Regions from separate parts of the Homo sapiens genome. Here regions 1, 2 and 4 are each linked to region 3. A link is a contact called in ENCODE Hi-C or POLR2A ChIA-PET data. All regions are on one chromosome and are shown on one strand. The core of a region is the stretch at or near the end of the contact, and the rest is flanking DNA. Distances in the headings are between cores, read along the strand shown. Region 1 overlaps STK10 (serine/threonine kinase 10). Region 2 overlaps FBXW11 (F-box and WD repeat domain containing 11). Region 3 overlaps UBTD2 (ubiquitin domain containing 2). Region 4 overlaps STK10 (serine/threonine kinase 10).

Region 1 (3,669 bases), core at 193-2,692, 170 kb after region 3:
TATTCTGCTGTTGTTGAGTGGAGTATTCTATAAATGTCAAGTAGGTCAACTTAATTGATAGTATTGTTCAGGTCTTCTCTATTCTTACTGATTTTCTGACCACTTGTTCTACTGGCTACTGAGAAAGGAATGTTAACATCTCCAACTGTAATTGTGGATTTATCTATTTCTCATTCAGTTCTGTCAGCTTTTGTTTCACATTTTTGAAATTATTTTGTTATTTTAAATAGTCACATTTTCTTTTATTTATTTATTTGTTTATTTTCTTTGCAATGGAAGTCTAACTATGTTGCCCAGAGTGCCCTCAAACTCCTGGGCTCAAGTGATCCTCCTCAGCCTCCTAGACTTTAGCTAAGACTAAAATAGTCATATTTTCTTAGTGAACTGAGTCTTCCTTTTATAATTATATAATGCCCATCATTATTCCTGATAATATTCCTTGTTCTGAAGTCTACCTTGTCTAATAAATAGCCAATCCTACTTTCTTTTGATAAGTGTTTGCATACAGTATCTTTTCCCATCCTTTCAATTTAACCTGTCTAAATCTTTATATTTAACATGGGTTTCTTGTTGACAGCATATAGTTGTGCTTTCATTTTTTTTAATCCCATCTGAAAATCTTTGTTTTTTAGTAGAGGTGTTTATGGCATTTATATTTAATTAAATTATTACCTGTTTTGTCTCCTTTGGTTTTTGTTCCTCTCTTCCCTGTTTTTCTACCTCCTTTTGAAGTATTTGAATATTTTTAGTATTATTTTTTAATTCATGAATTAGTTTATATTTTATGTGTGTGTGTGTGTTTGTGTTTAATGGTTGCTCTGGGGCATTATAATATACATACCTATCTCAGCATCTATTTAGAGTTGATATTGTAATTCTTTAAGTAAAATGTACCTTTACAACCATGTAAATTTCTTGATACTTTCTCAATTTTGTTATAATTGTCACGTTTTTGGTTTTGTTTTTTTTTTTTGAGGCAGAGTCTTGCTCTGTCGCCCAGGCTGAAGTGCAATGGTATGATCTTGGCTCACTGCAACCTCTGCCTCCTGGGTTCAAGCAGTTCTCATGCCTAGAGACAGGGTTTCACCATGTTGGCCAGGCTGGTCTTGCCTGGCCTCAAGCAATCCGCCCACCTCAGCCTCCCAAAGTGCTGGCATTACAGGTGTGAGCCACCACACCTGGCCTATCACATGTATTATATCTACATATATTAAAAACCATACCAGACAATGTGACAACTTTTGCTTTAAATGGTCATTGAGATTTTAAAGATCTTAAGGGAAAAAGTGTTGATTATGTTTATCCAGATATTTACCATTTCTGTCACTCTTTCTTTTTTACTGAAGATACAAGTTTTCTTCTCAGCTCACTTCTTTTCAACCTGAAGAACTTCCAATGTAGCCTTTCTTCCTGACCACAAAGTTTCCTACTTTCCTTCATCTGAAAATGTCTTTATTTTACTTTCATTTCTGAAGGATAGTTTCACTAGACATACCTATCTCAGCACTTTTTTTTTTTGAGACAGAGTCTCGCTCTGTCGCCCAGACTGGAGTGCAGTGGTGTGATCTCGGCTCACTGCAACCTGTGCCTCCCGGGTTCAAGCAGTTCTCTGCTTCAGCCTCCTGAGTAGCTGGGATTACAGGCGCCTGTCACCATACCCAGCTAATTTTTTTGTATTTTTAGTAGAGACAGGGTTTCACCATCTTGGCCAGGCTTGTCTTGAATTCCTGACCTCGTGATCCACCCGCCTTAGCCTCCCCAAGTGCTGGGATTACAGGCGTGAGCCACCGCGCCCGGCCCTTCTTTCAGCACTTTAAGGATGATACTCCGGTGGCTTTTGGCCTCCCTAGTGTCTGTTGGGGAATCCATGGTCACTGGAGTCATTATTTTCCTGTGTTAATATGTCACATTTCTCTTAACTACTCTCCTGAATTTTTTTAGTGTTTGGTTTTCAAGTTTTATTATGATATGTATGAGGGTGGTTTTCTTTTAATTTAACCTGTTTGGGTTTCATTGAGCTTTTGATAATTTTCCCATAAGTTCCTGAAACCTTCCTCTTTTTCATCTTTTTTTCTCTCTATCATTCATATTATATAATCTTTATTAATCAGTCTTCAAATGAATGACCCTCCTCTGTGATCACCATTCCACTATTGTTTTATTTTAATTTCAGACATTGTATTGTTTAGTTTTAAATTTTCTAATTTTTTAAAAAATAGTTTTTCTGGGCTGTGAACTTTCATCTTTCCATACTTGAAATATTAAAGGGCTTTACCTCATGGAGTACAGTTATAATAGCTGCTTTAAAGTTTCTTTCTGCCAGTCCCAACATCTGTGTCATCCCGGAGCTGACATCTATTGATTGCCTTTTTCTTTGAAAATTGGTTCTATTTCCTGATTCTTTGTATGTAGAGTAATTTTTTATTGTTTCCTTGGCATTTTATTCTATTTATTTATTTATTTATTTATTTATTTATTTATTTATTCTATTTATTTATTTAGAGACAGGGTCTTGCTCTGTTGCCCAGGATGGAGTGCAGTGGTGCAGTCACAGCTCACTGCAGCCTCAACCTCCTGGGCTAAAGTGATCCTCCCACTTCAGCCTCCTGAGTAGCTGAGACTACAGGTGCACTGGCACCACACCCAGCTAGTTTTTTGTATTAATATTTTCTGTAGAGACGGGTTTTTGCCATGTTGCCCAGGTTGGTCTCGAACTCCTGAGCTCAGGTGATCCACCCAGCCTCCCAAAGTGCTGGGATTACAGGTGTGAGCCACCGTGCCTGGCTATCCCTGACATTTCAGTGTTATGTTCTGTAGACTGTGGGTCCGTATTATAATCTTTTGAAGAATGTAGATGTTTTTTGTTTAACAGGAAACCCTGCAGACCACAGGTTCTGTCTGATCTTCTGTGGGTAGTGGTTTCAGTGTTAGTTTAGTTGGGTCTTTGCTTTTTTTGTTTTTTGCTATACTGCTTGGCACCTGTCTCACTCATACTCAGCTCAGGGGTGAATCTCTGTGTTCACACACACAGTTAGGAATTTCCCTTTTCCTGCGCTCTTCTCTTTGTTTTTGAGACGGAGTCTCGCTCTGTCCCTCAGGCTGGAAGTTCAATGGTATGATCTCGGCTCACTGCAACCTACGCCGCCTGAGTTCAAGTGATTCTCATGCCTCCTTCCCAAGGAGCTGGGATAACTGGCATGTGCCACCACACCCGGCTGATTTTTGTATTTTTAGTAGAGACAGGGTTTCACCATGTTGCCCAAGGCTGGTCTTGAACTCCTGACCTCAAGTGATCCACCTTTCTCGGCCTCCCAAAGTGCTGGGATTACAGGCGTGAGCCACTCCGCCTGGCCTTCTGTGCCCTTCTCTTTGGGATTCATCCCATACTCACTGGACTGCACAGGCCTCTTTTCCTGGTTCTCTGGCCAGAAACACAAGGTTTCTTACAGAGTTTTAGCCAGCTTTTCTACTGCACTACTGGGCAGGTCTGGAATTGGTGCAAAGCCAGGAGAGCAAAAGGGTGAAAAAAAAAATAGGAAACTTATCCCCTGTACCAGTCTTGTCTGCAAGTTTTGACTCCCCTTCGTGCCACCTGCTTTTGTTTGGTTTTCAGAGTCCTCAAGTAGCTGCTTTCATATTTGATGCAGAGTTTTCACTGTAATTATCAGG
Region 2 (3,560 bases), core at 558-3,057, 250 kb after region 3:
GGGGACAGCTGTAAATACAGATAAAGCTTTGCCTCCTGCTCATCTCCTGCTGTGAGGCCCAGTTCTTAATAGGTCACAGACTGATACCAGTCCACAGCCTGGGGTTGGGGATCCCTGCTTTATGTCATAAGATGCAAGCTAATAACCTGTGGATAGGTAGAGCTTCACAAACATATTTTATGTGGTCCACACGGATTTTTTTTTTCTTTTTTTTTTGAGACGGAGTCTCACTCTGTTGCCCAGGCTGGAGTGCGGTGGCGCCATCTCGGCTCACTGCAACCCTTACTTCCTAGGTTCAAGCGATTCTCCTATCTCAGCCTCCTAAGTAGCTGGGACTACAGGCGCACACCACCATGCCTGGCTAATTTTTGTATTTTTAGCAGAGATGGGGCTTTGCCATGTTGGCCAGGCTGGTCTTGAACTCCTGACCTCAGATGATCCATCCTCCTTGGCCTCCCAAAGTGTTGGGATTACAGGGGTGAGCCACCACACCTGGCCTGGTCCACACGGATTTTATTTATTTATTTATTATTTGTTTTTGAGACAGAGTCTCACTCTGTCACCCAGGCTGGAGTACAATGGTGTGATCTCACTGCAACCTCCACCTCCCAGGTTCAAGTGATTCTTAGGCCTCAGCCTTCTGAGTAGCTGCAACTACAGGTGCATACCACCATGCCCGGCTAATTTTTGTATTTTTAGTAGAGATGGGGTTTCACCATGTTGGCCAGGCTGGTCTCAAACTCCTGGCCTCAAGTGATCCACCTGCCTTGGCCTCCCAAAGTGCTGGTATTATAGATGTGAGCCACCGCTCCTGGCCAGATTTTAAAAATTGGGACATTTCATATGAAAACACTAATTTGTGGTTTTGTTTGAAAATTGGAGCTCAGTAGTAGCTGTCCTTTTGAGTCAGAGCTTGTACTTTCCTGTACGTAACTCCTATGAGACCAATTTCACTTTATCTAATTGGTCATATACATTTTTAATTTTTATTTTTTTGGGTCAGAATCTTGTTCTGCCACCCAGGCTGGAGTACAGTGGTGTGATCATGGCTCATTGCAGCCTTGACCTCCTGGACGTAAGCTATTTTCCTGCCTTAGCCTCCCAAGTAGTTGGGACTGCTGGTGCATGCCACCATGTCTGGCTAAGTTTTAAAATCATATTTTATTTTTCGGTACAGGGTCTTCTTGCTCTGTTCCCCAGACTGAAGTGGTGCAGAGGTGCAGTCATAGCTTACTGCAGCCTCTAATTCCTGGGCTCAAGCCATCCTCCCACCTCAGCCTCCAAGTAGCTGGGACTACAGCAGCATGCCACCATGCCCAGCTAATTTTTTAATTTTTTAATTTTTTTTTTGTAGAGACGAAGTCTTGCTGTGTTGCACAGGCTGGTCTTGAACTGGCTTCAAATGATCCTTATCTCTCAACCTCCTGAAGTGTTAGGATTATAGGTGTGAGCCACTGCATCTGGTCTATTTTTATAATTTTTTTTAGATACTGGGTCTCACTGTTGCCCAGGCTGGTCTCAAACTCCTGGCCTCAAGCAATCTTCCTGCCCAGGCCTCCTGAGCTGTTGGGGTTACAGGTGTGAGCCACATGTAAGTTTTTGAGCGTGTGATCCCTGCCTAGATTGGAGGAGGTATGAGGGTGGTGGATGTGGTTGAGAAGGGAGGTGACTGTGAACATTAGAGCAAGATCTGTGGTTTACAAAGATCACTCCAGTTGTCAGATTAGAGGATGCTTTAGAGCAGGGCAAATTGGAGCAGGGGGACTGATTCATTTACTGTTGGAATGTCCCAGGGAAGGAAAGATGAGATAGTAACAGATGGTATGAAGAGGAGGAAATGAGACATTTTAGATGTAGAGTGGATGACTGTGTTGATAGCTGTGCGTATATGTGTGTTTGTATTGATATGAATGTAAATCAGACTATTAAGAGAGTCCTGTTTCTGAAAAGCTTTGCCTTCATAAATCAGTGTCTGAAAGTTAACTGCTTGTTTTTATAACCTGTTGGTTAATTTTGGAAGGCAGTAGTAATAGTTTTAGGCATGTCGTCACCGTAAAGCTTAGTTTTATAATATGCAAATAACATGCTTCTGCAAAAAATGTAACTTCGACCTGCCTTTATTTTTGAAAATTGTGCATAAAGTAAATATTTATAGTGCGATTCTTTTTTTCTATAATTTTCCTTATAATTATGGAGCTAAATTTTTAAACAAGATTGGAAAGCTATATACTTATTTTTAAGGAGCTTGCTGCATGTATTTAATTTTCCTACAATCGCTACTAGAAGTTAAAAGGATAGTGAATTCATAAGGTCCTTTCCCCCACACTTAAAATTATACCATATTATGATCATCTAGACTGTTTATAACTATTTTGTCAGAAATTCTCCCTGATTGGAGCATGACTTTATCTAGTTCCATTACCGGTGCCATTATTCTGGATATTTAGTATTACCTCCAGCCCACACATGCTGAGGGAGATAGACATGAAGTACATGTAAATGGGTAGACTAGAAGTGAGATTGACTGACAAGCCATGCCTGGCTACTGTGTAATAAGCTTCCGGCTTTGGAGGATAAACAGAGATTGGTTAAAAGAGCATTTGTATAGGTATGTTTTATTGTGTATAACTTACATTAAAGAATACATGTTTTAAGTGTACAGCTCAATGAATTTTTACATGTGTGCACAGCACATCGTGTAACCACTACCTAGATCAAATTATAGACCTTTTCCAGAGCATTTCAAGGCTTCCTCTTGCCTGTAGCTCATCCAGTCAATGAACTCTCTTCTTAAAGGCCTTTTCTGACCTCTTTCACTGTAGGCTAGTTATGTCTGTTTTTGAAATTTATGTAAATAGGATTATAGAGTATATACTCTTGTGGTTTTGTTCCCCCACTCATTATTATTATGTCTGTAAAATTCATCCGTTTTATTATGTGTGGCTGTAGTTTTTTTTTTTCTATGCATTATTCCATTGTAAATATTCAGTTTGTTTGTTTTACTTGGTTGATGAAATGCTTGGGTTGCTGAGTACTTGGCTGTTATTGATGAATACGTGAGTTGCTTCTAATTTTTGTCTGCTACTGTGGACAGCAATTCTAAGGTAGACATGAGCACTTGTTTCTCTTGGGTATGAGAACCCAACAGAATTACTGGGTAATGGGGGTAGGCATATATTTAGCTTTAATAGATACTGCTTGTTTTGGGAAAAACTCTCAAACCATGTTTTTCCTCTGCTCTCAAACCAGTACAACAGCAGTCATGAACACAGAAGAAGGCTTCTGTGACCAAATGTGTGGGAGTGGGTTTCTCTCCACCACTAGTGAGCAATCAGTTCTGCAGCGGGCACCAGCTGTGTGTTCCCCAATTCAATTCCGACACAATCTACCTAGAGATAGTGTCCGATCCCACAGATTGAGGGCTTGGTCCCCGAGATTGCCCCCCTACCCCACATACCAGTGGCAAGCCTGGGCTTTTGTCCTTCTGACCAACTTGCTTCAAGTTGGGGTTCCCGCTACCCATACTGTGGGTTCAATTAATTTGCTGGAAAGGCTCACAG
Region 3 (3,716 bases), core at 383-2,882:
TTCCCAGTTATTTATTTAACAAAGGTTAGTCATTTAGTTTAACATGAAGCTTCAAGCCTCAGATTTTGTAGTGAAAATTCTGCACTGCTCTGTGGTTTCACTAAAGTAATTATGTTACAAAGATTTAATCATTTTTTAACAGTGGACATTCTATAGACAGATATTCTATATTATGTTTATAATACAGGCAGAAATAGGCAAATAAAAGTAATCTTCCTTCATGTCACAAATTACCGTGAAACTTTTGACAGCATGTAGATTTGAAAATGCATTGGGGGCCTGTCGCAGTGGCTCATGCCTGTAATTCCAGCACTTTGGGAGGCTGAGGCGGGCGGATCATGAAGTCAAGAAATTGAAACTATCCTGGCCAATATGGTGAAACCCCGTCTCTACTAAAAATACAAAAATTAGCTGGGCATGGTGGCGCGGGCCTGTAGTCCCAGCTACTCGAGAGGCTGAGGCAGGAGAATCGCTTGAACCCAGGAGGCGGAGGTTGCAGTGAGTCGGGTTGCACCAGTGCACTCCAGCCTTGGCGACAGAGCAAGACTCTGTCTCAAGTATATGAATAAAATTTAAAAATTAAAGAAAATGCATTTGGAATGATTTTCCTTAAGCAACATAAACGCATCATCTGTTCTTTTTGTGGGACTTTGTTCATCTATGCTTAGTACAAACGGAGAGAGGTGAAATGAACCTACCTCACATTTGTAAGGAAGGTGTTTTACAATTTTTCCAAGGTACTTTGTACCCTTATTATGATTGTTTTTCTGTTGGCTTCCTCTTTTCAAAGTCCTCTTCCTTTCATTTGCTTTAGTTTTAGGTCCTGAGATTCTTCTGTAGAGGTTTTGTTGTTTTTGTCCATGCTTTGTAATTCTCTCAGAATGACAGGAAAAATTATACTGAGTTATCTCTCATGCATTTAATACATATGAGGCCAGATAATTCTGTAGAAATACTCAGACCCAAAACTTTATTCAGATAAATATCTTACTGAGTCTACCTGCTTACTGTGCCATCTTCCACTTCCTGGTCAGTAAGCTGAGTGTTGTCTGTAAACTGTCTCTAACTCATCTAAATGATAATGTAGCAGAAAATAAAATCAACCTTGCATTCCATCGTGTTGGTGCAATCAGTGGGTTGTGGTTATCAGACCAGATTCTGAACATCTTCTAGAGAATTATGCTCTAGCTGCATTGTCTGTATTATTTGGAAGAGGTAGGGAAAAATCATTAGTATAGACTGTGTTTCTCGCATTTGAATTAAATGTAATAGGCACATCTGTAGTGTTACTCCCAGTAGACACTCAGTACATATTTGTTGATTAAATAAAGAGACTTGGATTCTGTTTCCAGCTCTGCTACTAAATGGATGGGTTTCCTATTCTGCTTCCTCACCCTTTCAGAACTCACCTGTTTTGCATTTCACTAGGACAAGTTAGAGGGCAAAAAGTATTTGAGTTAATGCTGAGTGTTTTAAGTGGAAAACAGCTAGTCTTTTGGTGTGCCACCCTGAGGGGAGAGGACAGAAGAGACCTGACCTGGCAGTCTTTATTGAGAATATAGCCTGGAGAGTAGAGATAGCCCAGGGTCTGGAGTCATTTTATTTTCTGTTTTGCATAGTCCAAATTTCATCTGGCCCTGGGCCAATGAGGGAGTAGTCAATTTCATGGATGCTTTAGAACCAGTTTGAGAGTGATTTCTTTAAAATTGGTATTCTTTCTGCAATTAAATATAGAACATTGAATTTTGACACACACCCTCTCTCCTTCCCACTCGCTGTGTCATTTATTTCCCACCCACTCTTTTCCAACACTCTTCTTATCTTTTCATCCAGCTTCAATTTTCTTTCTATCTTCTATCCCATCTATCAAACTATTCCCTATCTATAGCACTGTATAATCTTACAGAGCCATAAATAAGAATGGCTCTGTAGGTCAGTATGACCCATGGAAATAGATCACAGATAATACACCAGATGGTTATCTGGGTGCAAGGATGCTGCATCAGGCTTATTCCAGCGCTACTACTACATAACATTGTCTAAGGGGAGATGCTGCCACTTGCCCTCTGTTTTCTTCTTCTCTTGGGTTGAAACTAGGGTAGGGTATCATAGTTCTTCTGCTCCTTGTGGTTCGGAGCTAATCCCTTGGCCTAGCATCAAAGATTATCTCTTTTACTCCCAGTTCCTCAAAAAAACTAAAGTACTGATTCTACCCTTTGTAAATTAGTTCCTGTTTGAGTTCCAGAGAAAGGTATTTACAGTTCCTTGACTAAAGTCCAGAGAGTAGAATGCTAGAGGAAGCATTCCTCTAATCAGTTTGTTCATGATTCTGGTGGTTTGGCTCTTCTTTCTCTGGGCACTGAAAAGCAATCTTTTACCTCTTTGGATTTTCTCAGTTCCTACTTCCTGGTTTCATGTGTCCAAGCTACTATTGCCGTTTGCTTCCCCAAGTATCTTGCCTCTCTTTCGTGGTGTCTCTTGACTCTCATATCCTGCTCTTACAGTCTGATGAAACACTTACCTTCTAGGCAGTTCTTTTAAAATGAACAAAACAAAACTTTCATTGTATTAAAAAAAAATTTTTTTAGAGCAGTTTTAGATTCATAACAGAATTGAGAGGAAGGTACAGAGATTTCCTATGTACTCCCAGTGCCTACACATACATAGCCTCCTTTCCCTGATTATCAGCATCCTCCACCAGAGTGGTACATTCATTACAACTATAATTCTCTGGGGTTCTTTAGTTTTGTTTTGTTTTGTTTGAGATGAGGTTTCACTCTCGCCCAGGCTGAAGTGCAGTGGCATGATCATGGCTCACTGCAAACACAACCTCCCAGGCTCAAGTGATCCTCCCACCTCAGCCTCCCAAGTAGCTGGGACCACAGGCACATGCCAACATGCCAGGCTAATTTTTGTGTATTTTGTAGAGATGGGGGTCTCACCATGTTGCCCAGGCTAGTCTCGAACTCCTGGATTCAAGCCTTCCTTCCACCTCAGCCTCCCAAAGTGCTGGGATTACAGGTGTTGAGCTACTGCACTCAGCCTGTAATTCTTTTTAATGATCCTGTGGAGGGTGTACTGAGTGGAAAAGAGCTACCAATTTGTTTTGCATAGAGCAGTCTAATGTCTCTATTCACTTTTGTAGTTCCAAAATGTGTTAGAGGAATTTCAGGATGCACAAATTAGCTAGCAGGTAAATTTCTGGCTGTGATTTTGATGAAATAATCCAAGAGAGGAATGACCAGATAACTTTTGATACATATTTTATAAATTTTGGGTTTGATCTCAGTCTTTTATTTTTCTTTTCAGTTGCTCTAGGTCGTAACCAGCCTTTGAAAAAGGAGAAACCAAAATGGAAAAGCGATTATCCTATGACAGATGGACAACTACGCAGCAAGAGGGATGAATTTTGGGATACAGCACCAGCTTTTGAAGGCCGGAAAGAGATTTGGGATGCCTTGAAGGCTGCTGCACATGCTTTTGAGAGCAATGATCATGAACTGGCACAAGCAATCATTGATGGTGCAAACATAACATTACCACATGGTAGGTTTGGTGTTCCTCAAGGACAGAGGAAACATAATCAACTTTGTTTCTGATAGCAAGAAACCAAATGGGAGAGTGTTTTTCCTTGCTATGAATTATTCTAACTTTTTTTTTTAATGTAGCAAGGAATAGCATTCCTCTTTTTTTCTTGTACATCTTTCAGCTGGAGA
Region 4 (3,230 bases), core at 731-3,230, 130 kb after region 3:
GTTAGGAGTTCAAGACAAGCCTGGGCAACGTGGTGAAACTCCATCTCTACTAAAAATACAAAAATTAGCTGGGCATGTCGGCACATGCCTGTAATGTCATCTACTTGGGAGGCTGAGGCACAAGAATCGCTGGAACCCGGGAGGTGGAGGTTACAGTGAGCCAAGATTGCGCCACTGCACTCCAGCCTGGGTGACAGAGCAAGACTCCATCTCAAAAAAATAATAATAAATTAATAAATAGTAATAAATACCGCCCAGGTTGGAGTGCAGTGGCACAATCCTGGCTCACTGCAGCCTCTGCCTCCTGGGTTCAAGTGATTCTCCCACCTCAGCCTCCCAAGTAATTGGGACTGCAGGGACATGCCACCACACCTGGCTAATTTTTTTTTTTTTTTTTTTTTTGAGACAGTCTCACTCTATTGCCTGGGCTGGAGCGCAGTGGTGCGATTGCAGCTCCCTGCAGCCTCCACCTCCCGGGTTCAAGCGATTTTTGTGCCTCAGCCCCCCAAGTATCTGGGATTACAGGCGTCCACCACCACACCTGGCTAATTTTTGTATTTTTAGTAGAGACTGGGTTTTGCCACGTTGGCCAGGTTGATCTCCAACTCCCAGCCTCAAGCGATCTGCCTGTTTCAGCCTCCCAAAGTACTGGGATTACAGGCGTGAGCCACCCTGCCTGGCCTCCATTTTTCTTAATCTATATAAAAAGTTTTAAAATCACTGCCTGATAGCCAAGCAATTATGGTTGTTTTCAGTGTGTCACTATTATTATAATTTTATAATGGCACTGTTATTATAATGGGATTTTGATTAACATCATTATGCATTTTTTTAAATTTAAGACTGTTTCATTAGGGCAGAGTCCTGGATTTGGAATTACTGGATTAAAATGGTATGGGTATTTTAAAGGTTCTTGCTATTTATTGCCAAATTGCTTTCCTGAAGGCTGCTGCCAGTGCAGGCTCTCGTTAGTAGAGAGGAAAGTGTTCATCTCGGTACTTCCTCTCAGCAGCAGATAGTCTTACATTTTTAATGCTTTCTAATTTGCTAGATAGAAAATGGCATCTGTTAGTCGACTTGGAATGTGTACCCCTGAGTCCACATCCCCGGCTTTTACCCCAGGGCTATGGGTGGAAAACGCTAGCTGAGATTTTGTCTTGCAGCTGACTTTGGTGTGTCTGCCAAGAATCTGAAGACTCTACAGAAACGAGATTCCTTCATCGGCACGCCTTACTGGTGAGTCGTGTAGCTTCTGGAAATGGAATGGACTGGATGTAAAAACTCTCCAAGGTGACCACCAGGCGCTTTAGACAGAGAGGGGCCGGAAGACAAGGGCTACACGCCCTGCCTCGTGGCTTACTAGCTGTGTGACCTTGGACAAGCTGTTTAGCTTTCCCGTGCGTCAGTTTCTTCATCCATAAAATTAGGGATATAATGGCCCCTACTTAATAAGGCTACTGTGAGAATGAAATGAAATGGTGCACATAGAAGGCACTCCATTAATAACTGAACTAGAATCCATAAAACAGGATTCAGTTCGTGATTTATTCGCCACGTATGTATTGAGGGCCGGGGATGGGGACCGTGAAGGTGAACAGTACAAGTTCAATTCCTACCGTCATGTGAAGTCTCCCTGGACTTCTGTAGTCTGTCGTGTTTCCTTCTTTTCCAGAACTATTACTTTAAAAGCAAAACACTGTCACTCAATTTCACGCCTGACTACTCTCTGTTTGCCGTGTTTCCAATTTTTTCATGTGCATTACTTGCCATTGTGTAGTTTGGGCTCCTTTCTTGCTTGCTTGTTACTCACCCTTGCTCTCTCTCTCCCCCCTTTTATACCTGTTTCTCCTCTCTGTGCTGGTGTCTTCTCGCCCACCCACCTCCACGCCCCTTTTTTTTTGCTCCGCACCTTCCCCTCCGCTCCCACCCGCCCCCTCCCCAGGACTCTGTGTTCCGGGTTGCTGCTGCCATCTCGCGGTAGGCATCGGAACTGCAGCAGGACGTGGCGGGGAGCCGCGTGGAGGCGTTTTTCTGTGGAAGAGCGTCCTAAGGAAGACAGTGGGATGCAAAGTCACGCAGATCATGATTCGGGAGTGCTGCCAACCCCGACAGTGGCTCGTGGTGGCCCTTGACCCTGAATGTCCAAGAAGCACCTGTAAAGGCCAGATTCTTAGCCCTATGTTGTCCCTTGGTTGGTTCAGGATGGCCCCCGAGGTGGTCATGTGTGAGACCATGAAAGACACGCCCTACGACTACAAAGCCGACATCTGGTCCCTGGGCATCACGCTGATTGAGATGGCCCAGATCGAGCCGCCACACCACGAGCTCAACCCCATGCGGGTCCTGCTAAAGATCGCCAAGTCGGACCCTCCCACGCTGCTCACGCCCTCTAAGTGGTGAGGGGCAGGGGCAGGGCCACCTGCCGGGGTGCCTGCGCCGGGATTAGGGCTGGAATATGTGGTGGACGGGGCTGGGGAGGTGCAGTGGTAGCGTTCTCCTGGTGCTGCTAGCTCCAAAGGAGAGGTTGGGGCCTGGGGGTCTTCAGGCGTTTCTGAGCCCCCCCGGGCCCTTCGTGCCTCTTTTTCCCTTTGTGTTCCTTTTTTTTTTTTTTTTTGAGATAGGGTCTCACTCTTTTGCCCAGGCTGGAGTACAGTGGTGCAGTCATAGCTCACTGCAACCTCGACCTCCTAGGCTCAAGAGATCCTCACACCTCAGCCTCCCTTGTAGCCGAGAGTACAGGCACCCACCACCATGCCTGGCTAATTTTCTGTAGAGACAAGGTCTCCTATGTTGCCCAGGCTGGTCTTGAACTCCTGGCCTCAAGGGATCCGTCTGCCTCGGCCTCCCAAAGTGCTGGAATTACAGGCGTGAGCTACCGTGCTGCCTCTGTGCACTTGACATGAGATCTTCACCAGAGCAAACCAAGTCACCCAAATAAGCTGGCTCCCACTGGGGAACAGGAGCCCCAGCTGAGCCGCAGGAGCCACATGGCACACCCTGGGCGGGACATCGGGGGCCTGGGTTCAAATCCCGGCACTGCTGAGTCTCCTCACTGCGTGGCCTGGGCACGTCCCTGCTCCTCGCCGATGTCTGGGTCCCCATCTGGACAGTGGTGTCCATGATGAAAAGGGCGTCGTGTAGGCCCTGTCACTGTTTTAGCTTGTGAAAGTTTCCTCTGTCCTTTGAGGGGCATGATTGGGACAGTGGAGTCTGTGACGTGGGGGGCTTCT

What was found. Hi-C counts contacts between places; a loop is a spot of excess contacts on that map. ChIA-PET counts read pairs that join two places held with the same protein, here RNA polymerase II (POLR2A). Pooled maps may share reads with other maps.
Region 1: a loop to region 3 is called in a pooled map, with 2.1 times the contacts of the local background. The contact joins two enhancer-like sites. A Hi-C loop is called at or near these places in 6 of 50 pooled maps. POLR2A ChIA-PET finds 5 or more read pairs at or near these places in 6 of 52 experiments (A549, Panc1, T-cell and 3 more).
Region 2: a map with no recorded cell type shows a loop between it and region 3 (1.9-fold over the local background). The contact joins two enhancer-like sites. A Hi-C loop is called at or near these places in 1 of 37 single-sample maps with no recorded cell type and 8 of 50 pooled maps. POLR2A ChIA-PET finds 5 or more read pairs at or near these places in 1 of 52 experiments (activated T-cell).
Region 4: a loop to region 3 is called in a pooled map, with 2.6 times the contacts of the local background. The contact joins two enhancer-like sites. A Hi-C loop is called at or near these places in 13 of 37 single-sample maps with no recorded cell type and 12 of 50 pooled maps. POLR2A ChIA-PET finds 5 or more read pairs at or near these places in 4 of 52 experiments (OCI-LY7, activated CD4-positive, alpha-beta T cell, activated CD4-positive, alpha-beta memory T cell and 1 more).

What each region holds. Positions count from the first base shown.
Region 1 is chr5:172,066,189-172,069,857 of GRCh38, reverse strand. The region is part of intron 12 of STK10 (serine/threonine kinase 10); the gene reads left to right. Among named protein-coding and RNA genes, the nearest start is that of FBXW11, 61 kb to the right of the region's middle. RefSeq lists an enhancer at 3,040-3,089. Within about 2 kb of position 1,442, at least 2 of the 41 ENCODE cell types and tissues checked have a DNase peak (open chromatin) inside an H3K27ac peak, as active enhancers do.
Region 2 is chr5:171,983,383-171,986,942 of GRCh38, reverse strand. All of the region lies in intron 1 of FBXW11 (F-box and WD repeat domain containing 11), which reads left to right. Among named protein-coding and RNA genes, the nearest start is that of FBXW11, 21 kb to the left of the region's middle. RefSeq lists an enhancer at 2,988-3,560. Within about 2 kb of position 1,807, at least 4 of the 41 ENCODE cell types and tissues checked have a DNase peak (open chromatin) inside an H3K27ac peak, as active enhancers do.
Region 3 is chr5:172,233,952-172,237,667 of GRCh38, reverse strand. It overlaps UBTD2 (ubiquitin domain containing 2), which reads left to right. Exons shown (of 3, transcript NM_152277.3): 2 at 3,310-3,546. Among named protein-coding and RNA genes, the nearest start is that of EFCAB9, 42 kb to the right of the region's middle. RefSeq lists an enhancer at 2,491-2,540. Within about 2 kb of position 1,632, at least 5 of the 41 ENCODE cell types and tissues checked have a DNase peak (open chromatin) inside an H3K27ac peak, as active enhancers do.
Region 4 is chr5:172,105,786-172,109,015 of GRCh38, reverse strand. It overlaps STK10 (serine/threonine kinase 10), which reads left to right. Exons shown (of 19, transcript NM_005990.4): 5 at 1,164-1,236; 6 at 2,202-2,396. Among named protein-coding and RNA genes, the nearest start is that of STK10, 81 kb to the left of the region's middle. Within about 2 kb of position 1,980, at least 3 of the 41 ENCODE cell types and tissues checked have a DNase peak (open chromatin) inside an H3K27ac peak, as active enhancers do.